2 separate regions of the Homo sapiens genome follow, and region 2 is linked to region 1. The links are chromatin loops, found by intact Hi-C in ENCODE. Cell type or tissue: B cell. All regions are shown on one strand. Each heading gives the region's core, and the rest is flanking DNA. Links, peaks and the distances in the headings are about the cores only. Region 1 overlaps LINC00887 (long intergenic non-protein coding RNA 887). Region 2 overlaps LOC102724877.

Region 1 (12,207 bases), core at 2,178-10,177:
GATTGTCTCCATTTCACAGATGAGAGAGAACTGATGCGCAGGAGGCTGAAATTGTCTGAAGTCACACAGCAGGTGGGTAGAGCTGGGACCCAACCCCCGTCAGGCTGGTGCCAACTTCATGCTCTTGGAGCAGTGTTTCTCCAAGTGTGCATCTCGAACCACCTGCATTAATTATAGTTACTTCTTCCTTCAGTCTCTGTTGTTTTCAACAGGGAGTTACTGACCTAGGCATGGCTCCAGGCTCATGGGATTCAGCAATGAGGAAGACAGGTCCTGGCCAAAGGAGGCCAAGAACAAACAAGTATAAGCAATAAGTCAGCCGGGTGCTGTGGCTCATGCTTGTAATCCCAACACTTTGGGAGTCTGAGGTGGAAGGATCACTTGAGCCCAGGAGTTCGAGACCAGCCTGGGCAACATGGTGAAACCACATCTCTACCAAAATATACAAAAATTAGCTGAGTGTGGTGGTGCACCTGTAGCCCCAACTGCTTGAGAGCCTGAGGTAGGAGGATTGTCTTAGCCCAGGAGGTTGACACTGCAGTGAGCCGTAATTGTGCCACTGCACTCCAGCCTGGGCGACAGAGAGAGACCCTGTCTCAAAAAAAAAAAAATTAAAAAGAAACAAGTCAATATCTAACAGGTGAGAGCACTAGGGGGAAAAGGAGAGCAGGGTGAGGTGCTGGGGAGTGACGAGGTTGTATGTGTGTTGCAATTTTAGATAGAGTGGTCAGGATAAACCTTACACAGGTGACATTTGGACTGAGACTTCAAAGAGGTTAAGTGTTTTGCTATTGAACCTGTATTTCCTGCACCTGCTTCAGACCTCCTCATTCAGAACCTGGCAGGGAAATGAGGCCCAGGAATACGTATTTTAACAAATCCTTTATCCACACCGCAATTTGGAAATCGCTGCTGTTTACCCTGGTGCTTCTTCTTCTACCTAACGGGTCAGGAAATATGTGTTCAAATCCAGGAATGGCTTTAGGGATTCAAGAATGAAGCTGGAATCCCGAGTCCTGGTGACGATTCCCTTCATGACTTGATAATTGGCCAATACTTAGTAACTAAACCAGGCAAAATGCACCTATGACTGTGACTGAGTCTGGAAAGCTCTGTGCCAGGGCAGGACATGGATATGCAGTCACAGCGTGACACAGATTACTGAAGTACAAGTTGGTGTCTTGAGGAGTGCATAACTTAGAAGGCTTGGGTTCTACGTCAGGCTCACCTGTGGTAAGCTTGGGCCAGTCATTTGCTTTGTGGAATTTCAGCTTCCAGGTTTGGGAAATGGAGCTGTTAGACCTTTCCCTACTTAGCTTATAACACTGCCACTACTTCTACTACCAGCCAATCTATGTATCCATCCATCTATCCATGCATCCATCCATCCATCCATGCATCCATCCATGCATCCATCTATCCATCCATCCATCCATCCATCTATCCATCCATTCTTCCATGCATGCATCCATCCATCCATCCATGCATCCATCCATCCATGCATCCATCCATCCATCCATCCATGCATGCATCCATCCATCCATCTATCCATCGATCCACGCATCCATCCATCCATCCTCACCACCACCATCAGTATCCTCATTTCATTTTATCAGCATTTCTGGCATGGCCTATATTCAAACCAACAAAATTCCAGTCCAATAAAATAATTTGGACATGCCTAACACTTACTGTAAAGGAATTTGGCCTGAGAAAATAATGAAGAAAAACTGTATAGAGAGTAATTAATTCTCCATACATTGGATATCAAAATCTTTAATCTTGGAAGATTAAATCTTGGAAGTTCTTTTCAATGAAGTCCAAAGGTGGGTTCATGCCACTGGCTTGGGGGAGCCAGAAAAGTGTCTTGTAACTTCAGTTGCGGTGAAAGCTGCTGTGAAAGGCAGCTTCAGATTTCCCCTGATGGCGGGCAGCCCTGCCTCTGTGCCCAGCCCTATTAACTGTTGGCCTCCCAGTTGCTGAAGCCAGCCAACAACATCCCCTGCCATTTGAAGTGCTTATTGGAAAAGCAGATTTCATCTTGGCTGGAGCTCTGAGCAGTTCCTTGTGTGGGGTACTCCCCAGGGCTGTAATTGAACACAAGAAAGCGTCGGCCTACTTTTGGCATTCCTGCTTTCATCTCAAAGACACATTTAAAAATTTATATTTAAAAAATGTCAGGGAAAGGGGCCAGCATGGCTCGTGTGGCCACTGGTGCCAGAACACCCAACACAGCCGCTCCAGGAGCAAAGGCTGCGGAGGATGAGACAGGAGAATTAGGACCATACCGTGTGGCAGTGCTCCATGCCCAGCTTCCGGGAGCTTGCCTGTGTGGCCTGAACAGTGAGGTGCTTTTGAGGCTGGGCCTCTGTCTGATCTAGGCTTTGCAGAGCAGGAGTTTGAGGGTTCAGATCAGGTCCCCCTCACAGCAGTCCAATTGGGTGAGAATTTTCTAAAAGCTGGGGGAAGAGGGTAGTCCAAGACCTACTTGGACACTCACCCCAGGGTCTGGGCAGCCTGGCTAGCAGGAGATGCACTGTCTTCCCAAGCCCCACCTGTTGTGCTGCTGCGGAACGTGGTTCCAAGGGCTTCTATCTACACTGGTGACTGTGGGTGGGAGAAAACCACTGAGGAAAAAGACCTACTGCTCCTCTGGCAGGATTCTGAAAACAGTAGGTGTCTAACGGATGTATGTTAGCTTGCTCTCACATGTGAAAGGATTGCAGTTAAGCACAACGCAACCTTTTTCTACAGCTCTTAGTAAGATCTTCTCTAGGGGCCATTGTAAAGCTAAACCACGAAGCTTCATGGAGGGCTGAAATAAGATAGCATACACTCAGAAGCCTGGTCTCTTAGGGACCACCCGCTTCCCTGCACAGGGTTACTGTTGCACTGTCAGCTTGTGGCCCACTATGACCCTCTTAATCTTATTCAGGAATTTTTGTTTATAGGGAATCATCATTCTGTATGCAATTGGCTTTCCCTCTGAGTGCAGGATCCTGCACTTATTTTACACTAAGATCATTGATAGCTTGTGTTTTCTAAAAAAGAAAAAAAAATTGCATGCCTTACAACAAAGAAAATACATTCAGTAAGATTATTAAAATAGTTATCTTATTTTCAGGACCACAGGAAGAAGGAGGGAAGTAAATATACAAAACCTAAAACTGTTATTAAATTTAACTCTGAGGCTCTTGGCAGCCAAGACAAAAATAAAACAGGGAAAAGTAAGTGGATTTCTTAGGAGAGATAAAATTCACCTGGCTTTTGAGCTCTAAAAGAGATTTCCTAAGGGGCTCCTGTCAAGTGATACAACAGACCAGTGGGTTGACCCCAGTTTTATGCAAAATGGCCAAGTAGTTTTCAGCTGGATTTTTTTTTTTTTTGTCATGACCCTTAACCAGCATTTAGGGCATCGTAATGACTAGTCTGGGAAGTGAAAGTGATCTTGAGGGGTAGAATAGAATATAGGAAACTCCAAGAGAACTGATAGAATCATCTGGCCTGTTCATCATGCATTCCATACTTAAGGGTACTTTGAGTAGGATCGGGGGCAAAAAAGAAGAAAGGCTAACTGCAGAGGTATAAACATACAAGACAGGACATGTCTCAGGAATCATTAACGCTGCACCACACCACTACCCCACCCCACCCAGCAGAAAATGAATCGCCTCATGAAATCAGTGAACACCTAAGTTTTGGTGTTGGTGTTGATGTGCACGTATGTGTGTGTGTGTGGGAATGTCTGTGGGTATGAATGCAAGTCCTCTTCCCCTAGCCCAGCACAGCCCCCACCACAGAGCAAGAGAGCAAGGCTGTCAGCATCCTGAAATCAGCTCTTCTCTAGTTGATTTTGATAACCAGCCAAAAATGCAGGATCTTTTCAAGGCCTGAAGATCATTAACTCTTTGGAAGAACAACAGGAGAGTTTTTGAATGCTGGGACTGACAGCCTGTTGGTGATAGGCTTAATTACTCCAATTAAATATTCAGGAGCAGAGCCAGGCAAGCCAACAGAATTAGGGGAAGGAATCTTTGCTCCACGGCTGCAGAATTCCGTGCTAGACGGCATTGAGCTTCTCTAAGATGAACACTAGGTTCCCAGGCTCCCAAAGTCCTGACTTTTGATGGTATTTTCTCCCCTCTGGGAGGCACTGACTGTAAAAGATTTATCATTAACTGAGGACCTAGTGTGTTCCAGGGCTGTGCTAGGCCCTGGAAGTTCTGACAAACAAGTTCCCTTCTATGGAGGAAGTACAGGAATCGATTTCCCCACCCCACACTTATAATTACCAGACAGTGTAATCCCATGTGGGATAAGAATTAATAGGAAATCAAAGTTAATTCTCAAATTCTACTTTTCCCAGACTGTGGGTTTTCTTCCCTGGAACCGCAGGCCCAGTTTCTTTCTAGATCATGACTGGCACCATCACTGACCTTTGGGGTGTGGCATGACGTTGGCATATACGCTGTAAGTTTGGTTGCCACAAAGTCCCTTCTGAATTCTAATAATGGGGCCTTTCCTTCTGGGTGGAAAGTTTCTGCCATAGCTGGGGTGGGTCGAGCGTGGGCACTGAGTAGCCTCATTGGTGAGGGGTGGCTGCCCTTGCATTCTTCTGCTCAGTGGCCTGAGGATCGACCCCTGATAAGCCACTGCCCACAGCCACAGGACAGGACAAGCTTCCTGACCCATGTGGAGATGGAATCCATGCCCTATTCTCCTTTCATCGGTGCTCTAGCTAAATGAGCAGCTGACAACCCCAAACTTTATCTCACAGCGGGGACTCTCTGGCCTGTCCGAGATCTGCAAGTGGGGGGGATGGAGCTACAATCTGGGTCATGTGTTTATCTCTAGCCTTGGGGTCTCAGCCATTTCCCCCACAATACTTCAGTGTACCGCCATGCCATCAGCATCAAGAGGTGCTACAAAGAGGTTTGATTTTGTTCTTTTGCAATACACAGCAAATAATTTCTTTTCAACCCAGTTGTTCTTAATTATCTTCTGCCTCAAAACACCTGGAGGATTTTTGGTGCAGTCCCTGGTACCAGCAACAGCATCGCCTAGGAACTTGTTAGAAATGCAAATTCTGGACCCCACCCCAGGATTACTGAATCAGAAACTGGGGGTGGGAACAAGCGGTTTGGGCTTTACCGGGCCCTGCAGGTGCTTCTGGTGCAAGCTCATCTTTAAGAACCACTGAGTAAGAAGAACTCACCATGACGGGAGTTCTCGGTCAGGAGAGGCTTCCTGGGGCGTGTGCCAGAATCTCTAGAATTGAGGATGGGAGTGGCACACAGGTAGTTTGAAAAAGCCACTAAACTCATTATACTCTCTCCCCTGCCACCTTACCCCATTCTGAGAATCATTGATGTAGAAACTGATTTTGCATTGGAGGAAATGTCTCACCCAACTGCCTCCGTGTTTTGATGACTTTTTTTAAGCTTCAGAAAGTTCATTACACCATTGGGGTGACTTGTGTTTCACCTCAGATCTCCTTTCATGGTTGTATACAAAGAATTAATTTATACAAGCTGGGGCTTAAAAAGGGAGAAGTTTCCCCACAGTGGTTTTGTCTCGTTTGGCTTTTGCTGATTAGGAGTTGGTTGGGTCAAAGGTCCACCCTAGGAGCTAGAAACCCACCCTCGAACCATGTACCCCCTTGCCAGCTCCTGGGGCAGGGGTCTTCTGGCCCCAGCAAGTGCTCAGGTTAGGAGGGGCCCATGGATGGTCAGGAACGGCATGCTGCTTTGCTCATAGCCAAGCAACCGTGCGCATCTGCATGAGGATTTTTTTACAAGTTTCTTAAAGGAAACAGATGTCAGCAGCCTCTTTTTCATTGCCCGCAACAGGGAGAAGACACACCTAAGTTGTCTGAATTGCTTGCAAACAGTGGTAGATGTGGGCATTTTTTTTTCTCTAAAAAGATTATATTTGGGAAGCCACCCCCAGCATTTGAGGGGATGCTGGGCGTTTTAACAGTAAGGAGAGTTTACTTTAATCCACCTCATCTCGCTGCGATCTGCAGGTGTTCACGCTGCTTCTGCTTGCCAGGAAAACAACGAGAGGAAGGAGACTGGCTTCTTAGAAAGCATGTTTTCCTGTGGAAGCGGCCCACAAAACCTGCTTATCTGGGTGACAGGCTCCCCCTTCTCAGAAGGTGGTATTTCCCTTGTGGCTACACAGGCAGGAAGCAGGTGGCAGGGAGTGGACCCACAGCATCCCCCACAGCGGGCCCTGGGGTTGCCACCAACCGTGGCTGGGAGCTACTCTCCTTGATTGCTGAGTGGCTCTGTGGCTCTGGGGGCTGGAGTCAGCCGATGTGCTTGGCAGATCTGGAGGGTGGGGTCTCTGCTGACTGCGGCTGCTTGCTCTGGGAGTGGATCGGGGACTGATCCACTGGCCCAGCAGGAGCCTGGCTGGATCCCTCTTGCCCTGGGGGAAGGGAAGCCCGTTGTGTCAGGAAGACTCTGCCTGAACTCTGACCTTTCCCCTCACTAGAATGCAAGCCCCACAGGCAGCAGATCCTGTGGGTTTCATTCACTCAGATATCCCAAGCATCTTGAAGGGTGCCGGGCACACACTGGCTTCTCAATACATGTTTATTGACTAAATAATTGGATTCCTCTCCCATCTTCCACCCGCCAGCCTCCTCTTAAACATGACAAAGAATCCAAGGACTTGTGCTGGGGCTGTCAGCTGCTATTCTGGTGCCCTGGGGACGAAGAAGGGATCTGGAGGGAAGACTGTCACCCTCTTGCGAATGTTTCCAAGAAGCAGCTCAGCATGGGAGAGAAAAGGGGAGATCCCAGTTCCAGGAACACCTGGCCAGTGTTTCACCTGTTTATCGGAGTTGACAGGACCAGCCAGCCCTTTCCCACCTCTCCCCATCATGATGGATGGGAGCCTGGCCTTTGAGGTAAGAACAGATGGGGTTACAGACACTGGCCTTTGAAGACATCTGGAGCGACTGCTTCTCTGGCAGTTCACTTTTAAACCGGCACTTCACCCAGAAGTTGAAGGACCATCTGACAGATGCATAAGGGGTTTGGTGTTGAAGAGAGTTGGGCTAGAGAGTGTCGCAGAGCCCCGGGACTCCTGCGGGTTTAGGATTCTGGCTGAGGGAAGTGTGGCAGGGGCTCCCCACTCACAGGCTCCAGGCTGTGTGATCCGTGGCTGAGGACCCAGACCCTTAGACTTCAGGCACCCTGCAGGGGGTCCCATTTCAGGCAGGACTTTGCCTCCACAGCCCCACAGCTCTGCCTTGGACCAGAAGATTCCAAACAATTTAAACTACTAGTCATACTGATAGAATACTAGTAGTTTGCAAAGAAAAATATTCCCTGGGCCTTGAGGAAGCAGTTGAATTGTGATGGTGCCTATGAACATCCTAGGGCCATGTGTTGTCATTTTCAAGCTTCCCCTCTGCCTAGAGGTGACAACCCTGGTCCCGTGGTGCCCTCCTTAGTGAGCTTGGCAACAAATATGACAACATGAGGGTCACTAGGAAAGAGAAAAAGAGCAAAGAATAGATACAAATGTGATAGGGTACCCTGGTCTTCAATTAGAGAAAGCTGGTCATTTTACAAGAAGCCCTAAGCCTAGCCTCTTCTAAGCTCGGTGAGAGAGGCAAGAGCAGGAAAGAGACTGGCCAGAGGTCGCCCAGGGACCCAAGGAAGCCCTGAGATTTGATGGCTATAAATATAAGTGTATGAATCAGAATAGCACCGGGCAGGCTAGGCATGGTGGCTCACGCCTGTAATCCCAGCATTTTTGGAGGTGGAGGTGGGTGGATCACTTGAGCACAGGAATTCGATAACAGCCTGGGCAACATGGCAAAGCCCTGTCTCTACAAAAAGTACAAAAATTAGCTGGGTGTGGTGGTGCACACCTGTAGTCCCAGCTGCTCAGGAAGCTGAGGTGGGAGGATTGCCTGAACCCAGGAAGTCGAGGCTGCAGTGGTTGGTGATTGCGCCACTGCACTCCAGGCTGAGCAACAGAGTGAGACCACATCTCAAAAAAAAAAAAAAAAAAAAAGCACTGGGCATCTGGCCTGTGCCCATTTAGGGTGAGGTCCTGTGGTTTCAGGTACTGTGATAATCTGCCCATTTTGCCATTCATTAGCTCATCATCCAATATATGCCTTTTGAACACCTAGTACATCCCTAGCACTGTGCTCACACAGCGGGGCGATGGCGAACAAGAGACAAGGTTCCTGTCCTCATGGAGCTTACAGTCCCGCTTGCCTTACACGGACTCGCTGAGCCTTCTTCTCGGGTGATGCCTCAGCTTCCTACTTCACGAAGAAGATAAAAGCAATCAGAAGAGATGCTCACGAGCATCTGTCCCCACCTCACCCGCTGCCTCACCGCATGCCCGCGTTTTGTGTCTGTCCCTCTCCTGTTCTGTGGATGAACTTTTCACGCCATGGCTCAGGCCAGCCCCTCCCCCTGCAACATTCATCCCATGCCCTCCTGGCTGCTCAAGGACATCGCTCCAGTGTCTCCCTTCTGTCCCTTGCACCATCAATCTTTCCCTCTCTATGGGGTCTCTCCTAGCAGCATGCTACCATGTTGCCATCTCTCCCATGTAAAGATACCTTGTCTTGACCCCACTTCCTCCCCCAGGAGAATGGCCCCAGTTCTTACCACTTCCAAAATGATTGTCTGGACTCATCATCTCCAAATTCTCTCCTCCCATTCTCCCTTGAATCCACCCCAATCACACTGTCATCCCTGACACTGTTCTTGTCAAGGTCACCAATGTCCTCATTTTGCTAAATGCAGTGGACATTTCTTGGTCCTCATCTTGCCTGGCTGTCAGCATCATTTGACATGGCTGGTTCCTCCCTCCACGTTGAACACTTTCTTCACATCCACCTGCTTTCCTTCTCCTTCTGGCCACTGCCTCTCAGACTCTTTTGCCATCTTCTCTTCAGATTCCTGCGAAGGAATGACAAAGAACATCAAGGCTCAATCCTTGGAACTCTCCATCACTCATCTTTAAATTAGACTTCTCTGCTGACTCTCAGAGTTGTGTATGCTGAGAATCCACTGCCTCTAAGACATCCTGCTTGGCAGGTAACAGACATTTCATCCTGAGCTGAGCTCCTGCCCACCCCGCCCACACACAGACCCCTTCTTGCCCACAGATTTCCCATCTCAGCCAATGGCGAGTCCAAAAATCCTTTGTGTCCCCTTTGATTCTTAGGTTCCTATCTCCCTTCGACTGAGGCATCGTTTCCAAATCAGACACTTCTCGTCACCACTATTGCCCTCCCCTTGTCCAACCCACCTTTGGCTCTTGGCTGGAGTCCGGTGAGTCTCCTAGCTGGCTCTCCCTGTTCTCGTCATTTCCCAGTAAGTTCCAACCCTGCCTTCAGACTCTTCTGCACACAGCTTCCAGAGTAATCCTTTCAAAAAGTAAGTCAGATCCCATCTTTTCCCTCCCGTCTCACTCTGTCAGCCACATTCATTCCAAAGGACCATGTGGTCCATGTCCCTGTTCTCTCTGGTTCTCTCACTGCTCTCCTCTGTGCTTACTCTCTCCTGCCTCACAATGTTTGCACTTACTGTTTCTTCTGCTTGGAACTCTTTCCCTCCAAGACCTTTTTTTTTTGAGACGGAGTCTCGCTCTGTCGCCCAGGCTGGAGCGCAGTGGTGCAATCTCTGCTCACTGCAAGCTCTGCCTCCCAGGTTCACGTCATTCTCCTGCCTCAGCCTCCCGAGTAGCTGGGACTACACGCACCAGCCACCATACCCAGCTCATTTTTTTTGTATTTTCAGTAGAGACGGGGTTTCACCATGTTGGCCAGGATGGTCTTGATCTCCTGACCTCGTGATCCGCCCGCCTCGGCCTCCCTAAGCGCTGGGATTACAGGTGTGAACCACCGCGCCCGGCCTCCCTCCAAGATCTTTACTCACGTTGTCACCTTAGTGACGGCTCCCTCCCTAACCATCCTATTTAAAATTGCAGCCCGTTCAACACCCATTCCTCCTTCTCCATCCTTGCTCTGCTTCCTCCCTTTGACCTGTCACTCTTTAATCCAGTGGCATTCTGATTCAATGGTGACTGGGAGCAGGACCTAAGGAGGTGCGTCATCTGTAGAGAATTTGAAAATAATCGTGAAATAAACTCAAAGTGGGTTTGCTCTTTATGAGCCCCGCACACCAGCAATTCTAAATTCTGTTATCAATATACTTTCCTGCCAGGGTGGGCCGCCCCCACCGATTCTCCTCTATCTTAATACACTATGTGTTTCCCTTGTTTATTTTGCTTATTGTTCATTTCCATGCACTAGAATATAAGCTCCGCGAGGGCAGTATATTTTGTCTGTTTTGTTCACCACTGTGTCCCTCGTGTCTGCCACATGGTGTGTGCTCAGTAAGCTTTAGCTGAATGAATGAAGTGGTGGATGTCGACGTTCCCTTAGTTGGGGGTTATCAGGAGGGCTTCCTGGATGAATTGGTGTCTATATTGCCTGTCCTTAAAGAGGAGGAAGGTGCTCTAGGCAGAAGGAACAGCAGGTACAAAAGCAACTTGACTGTCAGGGTCATTAGCTAAGAGTAGGAGTCAGAGGGATGAGTGGGTGTCGTTCACCAGAATTTACCCTTCAAAATGTCAGTGCTTAGTAAATGAATGTGTTCCTTTATTACTAGTTGTTGGAGGGTCCTTGTTGACATCTTGCAGAGGTCTGGCTGTCACTTTTAATCAGAATGGCTATTCCCCACTCCTGCTGAAGAGCTCCAGGCCTGGCGGGGGTGGGCTGGCGGGCTGTGGTGGTGGTAAGGGCTGTCCCCCAGCACACTGTTAGAACTTTACTTATCCTCTTGCTTGAAGTGTGGGAGCTGGAGACCATTCAGGAAGCTGTGGTTACAGTCCCAGACAGGGTCCCTAAAAGCAAGGAGCCATTCCCAATGCTTCCTCCTTAGGGAAGCCTTCCCTACTTTCTCTTCCCTCTTCTGGGCAGAGTTTGTACCTTCCTCCTTTTTGCTCTCTGTTTATTTCTTTAATTTAACACTTAACAACATAATACCATCTTTATTTGTTCCATGTTTGTATCTTCTACTGAATGTGGCTTCAAGAACAGAAAGCACAGAACGTGGCACGTTGGAGGAAATCAGTAAGTGTTTGCTAAAGGTCCAACAATGAAACAGAACAGATATATCCAGTGCTATGCCGCGTCAAAAGAGTATGAGAGGTATTGTGGTGATGCTTTTGAATGCTAATCAGAATAAGGAGGGTGACTAGTCCATAGTTATATAGAATATAGGATATACAGAATATACCTTTTTCTGTAACGGGATGTGTCACTTAACTTTGTTCCTTAAAGCTCCAGAAGCCCAAGGTCACCCACAATGATTCAAGTATTATCAATGTTGAGAGCCTGTAAAAGCATCAAGTATATTATAGTTTCCAAAAAATTGTGAATTAGACTGAAAACCAGCATTTAAAAAATAAAGTGATGTTGACTTAAACACTGGTTTTATATACATGCCGCATATGAGCTGTGGAGGCCGCTCACATGCCAGCGTACTGGTTCATCTGCAATGGGCAGGCGGGCCATACCCCACTGGGGAGAAATCTTATGGGCTTCAGAAATGTCTAATGAAATAAGATTTTTAACTAGTTCAAAATCGGAGTTCAGAAACAGTTCAGTTAATATTTAAGTGTCGAGTTAAGAGAGGAGGTTGAACAAAATTCATTTTGAAGCTTTCACAGAGTTTTTAAAAAGCAAAACTTTAGACTTAAAATGGACTGTTTTATTATATGCAATGCACGTGAATATTAAATGTATGTTAAGTTTTTCATTTAGCAGATTTCTCCCCAGACTTTTAAAACCACCACCAAAAAATATTTACATATTCTCTCCTCTCCCCCAAAGCATCCCTCCCGTACACAAATACCCTTATTTTGAGACCGTGTTGCTCTAGATTAAACCAGTTCTTCCAAGAGCAGCCCGTAGGATTCTGCTCCATCCAGAGCAAGGCCCTTGGCTAAAGTCACTGCCTCTGCTTGACTGAGCCGGGCTGGGAATCTCATTATGGAAGCTTTCCACCTCCTTCCCAAGCCAGCCCTCTAGCGGAGGCCAAGATTGCGTCATCGGTCCTGGGCCTCATCCCTCCTTGCCTGAGGCCTGCTCACCTAATGTGTTTCAGGAGCATTCCAGCAGCCAGGCCTTCAGTTGCTCCCCGATCCCAGATGGGGAAA
Region 2 (12,207 bases), core at 1,446-9,445, 200 kb after region 1:
TTGGCTCTCAATAAGAAAGCAAGAGGGCCAGGCACAGTGGCTCACACCTAGCTCTTTGGGAGGCCGAGGTAGGAGGATTGCTTGAAGCTAGGAGTTTGAGACCAATCTGAGCAACAAAATGAGATCTCTGTCTCTCTCAATAAATAAATAAATAAATAAATAAATAAATAAATAAATAAATATAAATTAACTAGTCGTGGTGGTACACACCTGTAGTTGCAGCTATTCCAGAGGTTGTGATGAGAGGATCACTTAAGTCCAGGATGTCGAGGCTGCAGTGAGCCATAATCCTACCACTGCACTCCAGCCTGGGCTGTTTTGCTCAGTGACTAATTACAGTTGGAGGAAATCAATCCTGAAAATTGGGGTGCCTTTGCCATCCACTTATCGCTTCAACATAAAATTTTTGAGTGCCTTCCATGGCATGGTGTGAGTTGCTGTGGTTAGTTAGGTGAATAAGACAGACACAGCCCCTGTCTTCATGACATTTATAATCTACAGGTGAAAAGAAACAAGTAAACGATGGATTGCAATGAAGCGTGGTGAGAGTTATGTTAATTCTCCTGTGGTTCCTTCTTCATGCCTTCAGAGACTGAACCTAGCTCAGGGCTGGATGGCTCATTGGTACTCAAAATATCCTTGTCCTGCATTCCTTTTTTGTTTGTTTGCAAACATTTGCTGAACCCCTATGAAATGTCATGTTGAATAGATATGTCCTGGGCTCTGCTTATAACCTTAGAGGCAGATTTTTTAAATTGAACAACATGCAAAACCTTGTTGCAGAGAGCTCAGAGTCAAGTGAGGAAGTCAGACAAATAAACAAATGGCATCAGGGCTATGCTAATGACTCAGATAATACAGCAGTGGTCTGTACCAGGCCATAAGGGAATGTGGGAGTGGAGAAAGGGGTACAGGGGGGATGATTTCTGCTGGAGAAAGGAGCAAGGGCCAAGTGGCCCAGCAGGGATCCCTGAAGGTAGAGAGTGCAGGCTGGACTTGAAGCATATTAAGAGGGTTTGAATTCTTTCAGCACTTCCCAGCCAATAGGTTAAATGATAACTAATTCAATCATTCATTGAATTGTTCAGTAGCTATATATTGAGTACCTATGATTTCCTTAGTGAGCCAGCTATACAAATCATTGGATTAACCACTCAACCCAGCAACTAGCTAGCTGGCCCCCCTGACAGGTGACAAGCTATGTAATCAAGCATTTGGGGAGTAAATACAAGAAGTGAAAAAGTCTGTCTATTGCCCCCAGAGAGGCTACCTGTGGACTGCAATGGCCAAAAGTGTCCAGTCGCTTCCAAAGCTTCTCATTTAGAAAAAGGCAGGTTCTGCGTACTTCTCTTAATTTTTTAACAGAATGACAGCTCCGTTGTCTTCCAGGCTGGTATCTAAAGTATGAAGAGATATATATATATCATATATATGATATATAAGATATATGATATATATAATTATAGTTTATTTTATTTTCAATTCTAAATAATGTATGCTTACTGGAAAAAAATAGACAAATACAGATAAGGTGAAAGAAGATAACTACTCTCATTATTTGCCCTTTTTCTAACTTTTCTTTATGATTTTACATGATTATGATCACTGTATGTACAATATATACATTGTATATAACTTATTACATGCTTTTGTCATATAACATTACAGCAACATAAATTCCTCATAAGTTTCATTTCAAATGACCGCATAATTTTTCATCATTTATGTACCATGATTTTCCTAATGTATTTAACAATCTAAACTTTTAACATTTTATTTTTCTTAGGATAAATTTACAGAATTGGAATTTCTAGTTAAGGAGAAGGGCATAATTAAGACTCTCAATAAATATTGTAAAATTACTTTCCAAAGAGTCACAAGAGTTTTTATTCTCATGGTTATGGTCGTGTACAAGGTTAATTTTAAATTGTCTGATATTTCTTTCCTGCCCCGAACATGATTGAGACAATGAATTAAGCCTTTTCCTTATATCTGATTGGGTCAGCAGAAAGCAAGAGGTTTGAATGGTATTAATCCAGATCTCTCACACTGAATAACAAATACCTTGCCCTTAGTTTTTATTACACACTATTACAAAAGCTGGCCATCTTGATGTCTTCTGCTAAGCCATCCTTGAGGACCCCATTCACTATGTTACTCAACATCCCTTCTATCAGGCCATAGTCTTCTTTCTCTTTCATGTTAGCCATATTTCCACTTTTTGTCAGTGATATTTGGCTATCAAGAAGCTCATAGTTCACACTGGTGCTTGCTGGATTGTCTAAAGCCATCTCTCCTTCCCTTTAGGGGTGACTGAGAATAGGCTCAAGACCATTGGCCAAAGGCACTTCAGAGCATCAGCTGGATTGATGGTGTATTAGTCTGTTCTCACACTGCTATGAAGAGATGTCTGAGACTGGGTCATTTATAAAGAAAAGAGGGGCCGGGCATGGTGGCTCATGCCTGTAATCCCAGCACTTTGGGAGGTCAAGTCGGGTCGATCACCTGAGGTCAGGAGTTCGAGACCAGCCTGGCCAACATGGCGAAACCCTGTCTCTACTAAAAATACAAAAATTAGCCGGGCATGGTGGTGGGCACCTGGAATCCCAGCTACTCGGGAGGCTGAGGCAGGAGAATCACTTGAACCTTGGAGGCGGAGGTTGCAGTGAGCTGAGATTTTGCCACTGCACTGCAGCCTGGGCGACAGAGCGAGACTCCGTCTCAAAAAAAAAAAAAAAAAAAAAAAAAAATTAAAAATAGAAATAAAGAAAAGAGGTTTAATTTATTCACAGTTCTGCATGGCTGAGAGACCTCAGGAAACTCAAAATCATGGTGGAAGGCATCTTTCCACAGGGCGGCAGGAGGGAGAATGAGTGCCAGGTGAAGGGGGAAGCCCCTTATAAAATCATAAGCTCTCATGAGGACTCAGTCACTGTCATGAGAACAGCATGGTGGAAACTGCCCCCATGACTCAATTACCTCCCACCAGGTCCTCCCATGACATGTGGGGATTATGGAAACTACAATTCAAGATGAGATTTTGGTGGGGACACAGCCAAACCATATCAGATGGCAAGTAAGCTTCCAAAATGTCAGGGCTCTCTTCTAACCACTGTATTGGGAGAGGGGGTGGGATCTCATACTTCCTCCCTGAGCTAGGCTTTGGGATCGGCATGTTCTGCCATGCAGACTGTGAGTCCACTTTTTCAAGCTACTACAAGGGAAAGATTATGGGCCTGTTTCTAGAAAACCAGTGGAGTAGAAGCAGCAGGAGAATAGTGACCATCCTGTTTGGTAGTGGTGGTGGGTGGCAGAGAGGGGCAATTCCCCGAGCAGGCGGCTTATCACAGAAGTCAAGAGAGGCTGGAAAGCAGGTGTCTGCTCTGCTCTGAGGAGCCCAAAGGAGCAAAAGGCAGTGACTGTCTCCTGGTGCCCCTTACTCCGTGAACACCTACGGGTCACCCATTAGTTATTCCTTCTCCCCAAAGGGAGAGAGAGGGGAAAGGCTCACTCCAACCCTCCTACTTCATATTCTGGGGAGAGCAAGTCTCCCCTGTATAGAAATGTGAAGAAGAGGAAATGAAGATTATCCTCCAAGGATACTTAGCTGCAGTAGCCACTTAACCAGTCCCTTAAAAGGGGACATAATTGTCCTTTTTTTCCCTGCAACAGACTGAATTGTGCCCCTCCCTAAATTCATATGTTGAAACCCGAACCCTGAATGTGACAGTATTTAGAGATGAGGCCTTTGGGAGGTAATTAGGTTTAGATGAATTCCTAAGGGTGGTGCCTTCATGATGGGATTAGCACCTTTATAAGAAGAAAGAAGAGAAATTAGACATCTTGCCCACACACACACTCTCTCTCTCTGCCATGTGAGGCCATAACTAGAAGTCAAGTCGGCTGTCTACAAGCCAGGGAGAAAGCCCTTACCAGAAGCCCACCATGCTGGCACCCTGATCTTGGCCTTCCAGCCTCCAGAACTGTGAGAAAATCCATTTCTGTTGTTTAAGCCACCTAGTCTATGGTGTTTTGGAATGGCAGCTCTAGCAAGCTAATACACCTTAGCAAAAAAAATGACATTTCTGATTTTTCACTTTTTTATCTTGACCTTTGCTATTATAGATGTACTTACTTTTTCATTGTAAGCAACCTGAATGTTTATATCATCTGTAGGTAAATAATCATAAACTTGGAGTTCTAAGGCGGACATGCGTAAGATACAGTGAGCAAATCAAGATGCTTTATGGGCATGACTTTAAAAGCCAGGATCAGTGAGAACTGGAGGGATCAGGTACGGCTTTCTACGGGTGGCAGGGCTGGAGTTGGGTTTGAGTGGGTGTAAGATATGGAGAAGGGCAAGGGAAAGTGAGTCGTGAGATCAAAGACAATGCTGGAGTTGGGAATAATCCATGGCTAGAGATGAACAACTGTCCTTCGGCCCTTTACAGTTTGTAAAGTCCTTTAACATCCATTACATCACAAAATCCTCATGCCGACTCTACAAAGTGAACATAATTATCATCTCCATTTTACCCTTGAGGAACTAGACTCAGAGAGATCCGATGGTGAATCTGAGACTCACACCTGACTTTTTTGGCTACAAATTTTATCGTTACTCCCACTCCCTATTGTATGCTGTCTGAGTTGGGTAAGGAAACCAGTTTGACCAAAGCGGAGGGAAGCAGTTGCTCTGGAGAGAAGTGGAAAACTGCGGTGTTGAGCTGAGGCCAAACCAGACCCACAAGGTCCCTGAGAGCCGGGTGGTGCAGATTTTATGCAGGGGAAACCACTGAAGGCTTTTGAGCAAGGGTGTGACATAATACAAGTAGAGAGATCCACCGTGCTGAGCGCTAGTGTGCAGAGAGGATTGGGAAGTCCAAAGAGGGAAGATGGTAGCAGAGATGCCAGTGACGGAGCTTCTGGAAGGAGTCTGCATATCCAGATTAGATCGTTAGTATCCAGGATATGTTGGCTTCTTTTTTGGGATTCATCACTGTGCCATTGGAATTAGAACTGGAATTGGACATAACTGAAATATTCCATTCCTTTCATTCACCATCTTTATTAATGGGCCAGTATTGCAGAGATTTGGTCCACGTTATTTTCAGCATTTTTGCTACACCTGCATCTCAGGAGGCTTCTCTGGCCCCGCCTATAAACAAAATTATGATTAACACAATGAACTAACATGTCTTAGAGCTGGAGCTAACATCAATTGACTTTTATTATATTTACTAAATATTTACTGAGTACTCACCATGTGCCCAGCACTGTGCAAAGTTCCTCCGTTGGGAAAACAGAAGAGAATCGGCACAGAGCAGCTAGTTAAGCTGCTCATGGGAAGCGGACAGGAGAGGGGGCTGGGACTGAGGACTGTGGGGACAGGACACTGGTAGGAGGTTAGACAGGGACACAAAGCATGCACGAGAAGGAAACCAAGACTAGCTCCTTTTGGATGTCAGAAGGATTAGATGTGGATCCACCAGCAGCAGTTGAGTGTTCCCCTCTGAGGTTTGCTTTGTCTTGTACCAAAGGGTGTCCTGGAGACAGAAGCCCCTGGAGGAATCTGTTCTCAGAGCTCCTTTCTGCTCTGCTGTGGCTGGCCCTCTGCAACTGGCTGCTCCAGAGTAGTCAAGACTGCCTCCTCCTCAGCCCCAACACTCATATGTGCTCCCCTGGGGCTGCAGTGGAGGGTCCCACCCTCCACAGGGGAAGTCTGTGCTGTGAGGTGCAACAGGACACCTGGGTCCCAGTGACAGTGACTCACTGTGTGCCCTTGGGCAGTTTATTTCTTCTCTTTGGTTCCTTCCTCTTTCAGAATTGGAGCAGCTCCTTGTAGCTTTAAAGATTTGATGGTGGTTACTGCAGGCCTGCAATGTGTGCCTGTGTGTGTGTGTGTGTGTGAGTGTGTGTGTGTGTTAGACTTGCTGTTTAATAGGGTGCTAAGACAGCAGGTGGGCCGTCTTTCCCACCCCCCACCCCCACACGTGTGGCTCTCATTACTGTCAGAAGGCGTTAAGTCGGCCCCATGGAGATGAGAACAGACCCCTTAATTAGGCACCGTTCCCAGATCGCAGGAGGGACTGGCCTGGGCCTGGCTGCCCTGGCGTTGCGGGGAGCCCAGGCTGCAGGGCTGGAGGGGGCTGTGGGGGGCGGTTGCGGCCAGGGCATCTGAAGGACTCAGCAGGTTTACACTTCGCTGACCCGATGGATGAATGGGGCCCTGTCCACTCACATGGGAGCCTGGAATCTTCAATTATGGCAATTACATCAACAGGTCGGAAGGGCAGCACTTTCCACTGAAGAGGTTCAGTGCTTAAAAGAAAAATCCTAAAGCTACTATTTTTTATCTTTCTTTTTTTTTTTTTTTAAAGGGATTGGGTTGATAGAAGAAGACCCCCATCTCCAGTCTAATTGAGCCATGGGTAGGGAACAAAAGATGTGGCACGGATTTACGTAAGATCTGGCTGGCACGTGCTCACCCGCTTCTGGACTTTTGGCTTTTCTCTCGCTCAACTTTGTATTATAGTCCCTGCAGGTGCAGGTGTGTCACCCTCATCACCTTGCTGAGGACAGGATGTGGTACCTTCATCTGGGAATCCCCCTGACATGCAGAGCAGTAGATGGCAGTCTAGACAGTACTGAACCGGTATCAGAGGGTGCATTAGATCTTGGAGGAGTCGCTTTGTCTCTCAGGCCCTCAGTTTTCACCTCTGTGAAGTGGATATAAAGCTGTCTATCCATCCTCTTTCCTATGGTTTCAGAGACACCAGTTCCTGCTACGTACTCACTATACTAATTGGATCTTTTCTTCCTCTCGGCCACCCTGTTAGGTAGGTGAGACTGGCAATGTGGCCCCAGCACCAGCAGTATAATGTCACCTGGGGGTATGTTTGAAATGCAGAATCTCAGGCCCCATACCAGAGCTGCTGAATCAGTCTGAATCTTTCCAAGCTCCCCAGGAAATTCGTGTGCACATCGAGAAACACTTTGCTACACTGGAAATTTGCACACATTTAACCTAAGTTGAGTGAATGAGCGTCAGCCTGTCATATGCATGTCATCTGTTAAATGGGGATAGTAACAGTTGTCCTTTTCTATTGGAGGGATGCTTTGAGGATCAAGTAGTTTATAATTATAAAGGTATTTTATCCAGACACTGGCTAATTTATTCAACAAACTTTGCCGAATGGCTACAAGACAGGTTTGGGGTTTGCAAAATATATTCTCTCCTTAGAAATAATTTGAACTATTCTAGAAATCTGATGTTTAAAAGAGCTAAGTATAGTAAAACATGGCAAGTGCTGTCCAATAGCCACGCTTAAATTAGGGGATGATTAGAGAAAAAAACAAGTAACTGTGATTGTGAAGTTCAGGGCTGTGTAGGTTAAGGGAGGCTTCACTGAGGTGGTGGCACTGAGCTTATGTAGGAATGAATGAGGTAGAGAAGGTCCTTCTAGACAGAGAACAACATAAACAAAGGCTCTGAGGTATGGGGTGGAGGGATTGGGGTGGCTACTATTTCCAGGTGGCCTCATAACGTGACTAGTAAGTACAGACCTGAGAGGTCTTTGCTGCCTGCTTCGTTTATTTGGGGCTGATTGCCTGGGTCATTTTAGGTTTCAGTCCTGTGGTTGGAGCCGTCCGTCCAAAAGTCACTGCTGTGCTTACACTGCCAACCACCTAAGACTTTTGTTTGTTTGTTTGTTTTTATTCTTCATGTGCTCTGGTGGGGGAGGTTTACTGCCAGCAGCAATGTCCTACTTCCTAAGATTTTAACATCACTTCGAGTTAAGGAGGGGAAGTTGATTTCCAGGTAGGTCATTTTTTTTTTCAACCAGTTGGGAAGGCGAGTTGGCCCCTATAGGGACTGAGAAAATAAGAGATGGCCAGAGCCCTCGTCCAGCACCATCTGAGATCTGTCACTGCCTGCTCCCCTCTGGCTGCCTGAGCGTGTCCACAGCAGTGGTGGACACAGGCTTGGAGCATGTGGTGCTCAGCCAATGGGCAGACAACAGCAGTGGAGATGCCACTGAGGGCCCAGAGAAAAGGCACTTTGGTACATCTGGGAGAGGCCACTCCCTTCCTGAGCCAGCCAGGAGAGTGGGAGCTGTACCTCTTGAAAGCCATCATGATGTGGAGTCTCTGCCGGGTCACAGTGGGTGAGACCAAAAGTGAGGGTGGGTGGCACCCATAGGAGTACATGCAGAAGCAAAATCACTTCCTGGAATGGCTGTCTGAGCAGGCAGAGGGTGCAAACACAGCCCTGCACCTTAGGGAACCTTTAGTTGGATGTGAGGACTGTGCTCTCCCTTGCTTCTCCAGGCTGCGGAGGCATTGTGCTGCCTTCTTGCAATGCTGTAATGGTGAGGGAAGGGGACCCTGCACCTGGGGGTGTGGGAGGACAGCCTGAGGGTGGATGCTTAGTTCTGAGCTCCCAAACTAAAGCCAAGGACTTTGTCTTGCTTGTATTGGACAGCGCCCTTGGGTGCTGAGTTAATATTTTACCCAGCTTGCAAATAAGGGTTATCTGTTTGTCTCTGTAAAGGACACGGGGGCAAATGGCTTTCTGCACTACTGCTGTTGGTATGAGTGCTCATTCTCTTTGGGCAAAGGAAAGGAAAGAGATGGAGCCTTATCACTGCTCCTTTTTAGTTCATTGATGTAGGTGGCCAACTTTCTGAAAAATGGCCCCAGGGGACTGTGACCCTGGGTGGATCTTTACTCTGAACTTAGGAAGCAGCTTCATGCAGTAGAAATAACCTGAAGTTTGCAGTCAGCTAGGAGTGCATTCAAATTTCTCCACTTCCTAGTTGTGGTACTTAGGGAAGTACCTTCGCCTCTTAAAGCCTCAGTTTCCCCATCGGTACGGCAGGCATGAACTGCTCTCCTGGTTGGGTCGTGAGGTATGAAGGGGAGAGCGCAGTGGTATCTCCTGTGCTTGCTGGTTAGCTCTGAGTCTGGATGTGACACAGCTCTCAGTGGTCTAGAGATTGAGAATCGAAAAGCTTTCGGTTCATGAAAAACCATCTCAACGTCAGAGCTGGGGGCAAGCAGAGAAACCCAGGGTCAACCACTTCATCGGCCAGAAGAGGAAACTACACCTCGCCCTGCAGGTCCCCTGTGGCCACCACACCTGTCCTCAAACCTGCAAAAACACCACAGAATGGGGACTCCGGCACCCCCAGGCTTTCCGGACCTGTCCTCAGCATCCTCCTCCCCACCACCTGACCTGGCGCTTACTCTCCCAGCTCCATTTCGCCTTTGCTTTTGGACTTGGCCCTTGCTAGTTCCCAGCTCTGGCCTCAGGTCCACTCAGCAGTGACTCTGATCACATGCCCGGTGCCTTGCTGCTGGCTACCTCTGATGCACACACCCCGCATTGCAGTGGGGCCAGGACCTTAGTCCTTCAGAAGAAGGCTTTTCTCTCTCCCTTCTTCCCCTGGGTGATGTGTTGGTTTCTCTCCTTCCTCCCTCTCTCTCCTTTTTATTGCTTTTATAGTTATGGGGAGCAGTCTTTAAAGATTGTTGGTGAACACACCATACGCCTGCTTCATCAAGCAGTAGGTATCTGCCAGAAGAAAAAGGATGTCCTTGATGTGAAAAAATAAAAAAAGGGCTGTCAGCCCCTCCTTCGGTGGGCAGAGGGAAGACTCAGGCCAGCTCCTGATAGCAATGACTGAGTCCAGCTCCTCTAGACACTACGGAGTGTCTTGAAGAATTCATCTCCCTATCCCAGCCTTAGTTTCTTTTTTTTGTAAAATGGGGCAATCATGATTCCAATCCAGGCAACTTCATCGAGTTGCTGTTGGGACCACAGCAGGCACTGGATATGAAAACAATACATGGTAAAGCTACAAACCCCTGTGCACTCTACAGGGGTTGCTCATGGCCGTTTTCAGCTCCCTTCTGGGCTGAGGCCTGTCTATTTTCAACTGGATGGGTCTGAGTTGTGTGAAGTAGCTTCCTGTGAAGGCCCCTCAGTTTCCAGGACTGGAGAAGAACAGCAACTAGTTGCCTCTGATTCCCGCTCCCCAGCCCCTTCTCTCTGGACCGTGCCTTGTGGGCGGTGGGTGGTGGGGAGGCTCAAGGGATCCTCCAGCATCACTTTGCTGGGAGTGTGACTCTCCTGATGGCAAACACACCAGAACCGAGAGCCCCAACTCCCGGAATCCTCAGTTACAGGTGGCAGGGAGAGGTGGAGTCCAGGGAGAAGTGTGGGGCTTGCATGGGTGACATTGCATTCCTGGATAAGCAGGGAGAAAAGTCATAAAGGACAGCCATCCCTACTGTTCAGGTGTAACATGGCCACCAGTGGCACATGAATAAGGCATTTACATTCACCTCGAAGGTGCCAGGAGACTTGTCCAGACCTTCCTGAGGGAGCACAGCTCCAGTTTGGACATATTTACTAGTCTATTCATTTGTTCACAGATTTGTTTGACTATTTCTTCAGTCATGGCATATTTATCAAGTACTTACTATGTATCGGAGCCATGCTAAGGGTCCCGCATACATCTTGTCTTGTATTAGAATAGGTTAGGTAATGCTGTGGTAACAAACAACCTCAGAATCTCAGTGGCTGGAGGCAACAGGCATTTGTCTCTCACTGATGTTACATCCTCTGGACAGCTCTTCGGCAGAGGGATGTGCTGATGGCTGCCAATCCGAAGGGTGCTGTACCATCTGACGATGCCACCTTCTCAACACGGGAGCTGTTCTCTTTCCTGGCTGTTGCTGCGGCCAGGGAAGAGAGCACAGGAAATGTGCACCAACTCTGAAACGCTTCTGCCCGGAGGGGACACTCGTGACTTCTGCTCACATGTCATTGGCCAGAGGATGTCACATGGACATACCTAACTTCAAGCGGGACAGAGAAGTGTAATTCTTCCCTGGGATGGGAAAGGAAATATGGGAATGATGTGAACCCCACTAATCTCTATCCCATTGTAATCCCTACAACAAACTTGCCATGTGGTTATTATCCTGATTTGATACACGAAGAAACTGAGGATAAGCAACTCCTCCACACTCACACAGCTGGCAAGAGGGAGAGGTGGGATTTAACCTTGGGAAAGTCTGACTGCCAAGCTTTTGCTATTTCCTTGGTGTCGCCCTTTTCATGTTCACAAAATGGCTGTATCATAAGGCAGAAAAACTGCAGCTTATCAGTCAAAGAAGGATGGATAGCGTGTTGTGTAGTTTTAGAGGAGGAGAGATCACCTCCTGTTAGAGAAATCCGGGAAGACTTCACTGAGGTGGTAGCTCTTGCCTCTGGATCTTGAAGAATAGGACAGATTTGGACATTCAGAGATGCCAGTTCTTTCAATCTGTCAGTTATTCCTTCTGTGTGCAAGGTGGGTGGCTTCTGACGTCTGGAAAACCATTTGTAAAGTCCATTTAGTTCACGCTTTTAGTTTAGTCACACTCTTCCCTCACAAGAGAAGTCCTAGCGTGATGGTGAGAGGGAGGGGAAGTAGTTATGAACCGGGTTTCACCAAAGGAGCTTTCCTGGAAGAGGCCCTGGGGAGAAATCTGATGCAGTGGGTCGAATAAGAACGGGGTTTTCCTGCAGCTGTATTGCAGCCTTCATTCCTTTCTCCCTCCCTTCCTCTCCTCTTTCTTCTCCTTTCCCTTCCATTCCTGCGTCCCTCTCTCCGTCATTTCCTTAGTGCCTGCTGTCTGCCTGGGACAATGCTGAGTGCTGGGGCAGGGGAGGAGGCACACCCAGATTTTGGCTCCCTGGAACTCTCACACAGTTTAACGATGGGAGGGATAAGGTTGCAGGGCCCCAGAGCCCCAGTGTTTGCCTAGAAACTCAAGAAGAAACCTCCAGTGAGAGGCAGAGTGACCCATTGAGGGGTGTGGGTCACTTGAGGAAAAAAAAAAAAAGAAAAGAAGCCAGCCACACAGAGAACAGAGTCCCCACTGCCCTGTGGTCAGTGAGCACTGCTCCCTAGCTTGGGCCGGACAGCTGGCCCCTCTGGGCTCACTCAGGCCGACTGCACCTGGCCTTGCTCACAGCTGTGCTCCTCTGAGCTGGCCCACACCAGCCAGCAACCAGTTCTTGTCAATGCAGCTAGAGCAGACTGTGGCTGCCTCCCTGATTCTCCTCCACCTCTTCTCCCCAACCCAGGGAGAACTTGCAGTCTGGGGACAGAATCTGTACATCAGGGATGGTTTTGACAAACTAAGGAGGGAGAG

What was found. Peaks named below come from ENCODE experiments on the same cell type or tissue, not always from the same donor. Only the 100,000 strongest peaks of a DNase experiment are listed, where the experiment ranks them.
Region 2: it touches region 1 in a loop (18-fold over the local background); 3 of 110 quality-filtered maps call a loop at or near these places.

The regions. Positions count from the first base shown.
Region 1 is chr3:194,300,466-194,312,672 of GRCh38, reverse strand. LINC00887 (long intergenic non-protein coding RNA 887) reads left to right here. Exons shown (of 3, transcript NR_024480.1): 1 at 1-72; 2 at 6,646-6,916; 3 at 8,936-11,474. Among named protein-coding and RNA genes, the nearest start is that of LINC00887, 6.2 kb to the left of the region's middle. RefSeq lists enhancers at 3,259-3,308, 4,862-5,011, 5,522-5,761. In B cell, for the core only: no CTCF peak of the experiment used is centred there; DNase peaks (open chromatin) are centred at 5,512, 5,802, 6,162, 6,992 and 2 weaker places; H3K4me3 peaks cover 1,985 bases; H3K27ac peaks cover 1,906 bases; H3K27me3 peaks cover 522 bases.
Region 2 is chr3:194,098,045-194,110,251 of GRCh38, reverse strand. LOC102724877 reads right to left here. Exons shown (of 6, transcript XR_002959666.2): 5 at 1,271-1,397. Among named protein-coding and RNA genes, the nearest start is that of HES1, 32 kb to the left of the region's middle. RefSeq lists enhancers at 6,044-6,133, 9,026-9,315. In B cell, for the core only: no CTCF peak of the experiment used is centred there; DNase peaks (open chromatin) are centred at 2,941, 5,801, 6,561, 9,161 and 2 weaker places; H3K4me3 peaks cover 3,191 bases; H3K27ac peaks cover 2,793 bases.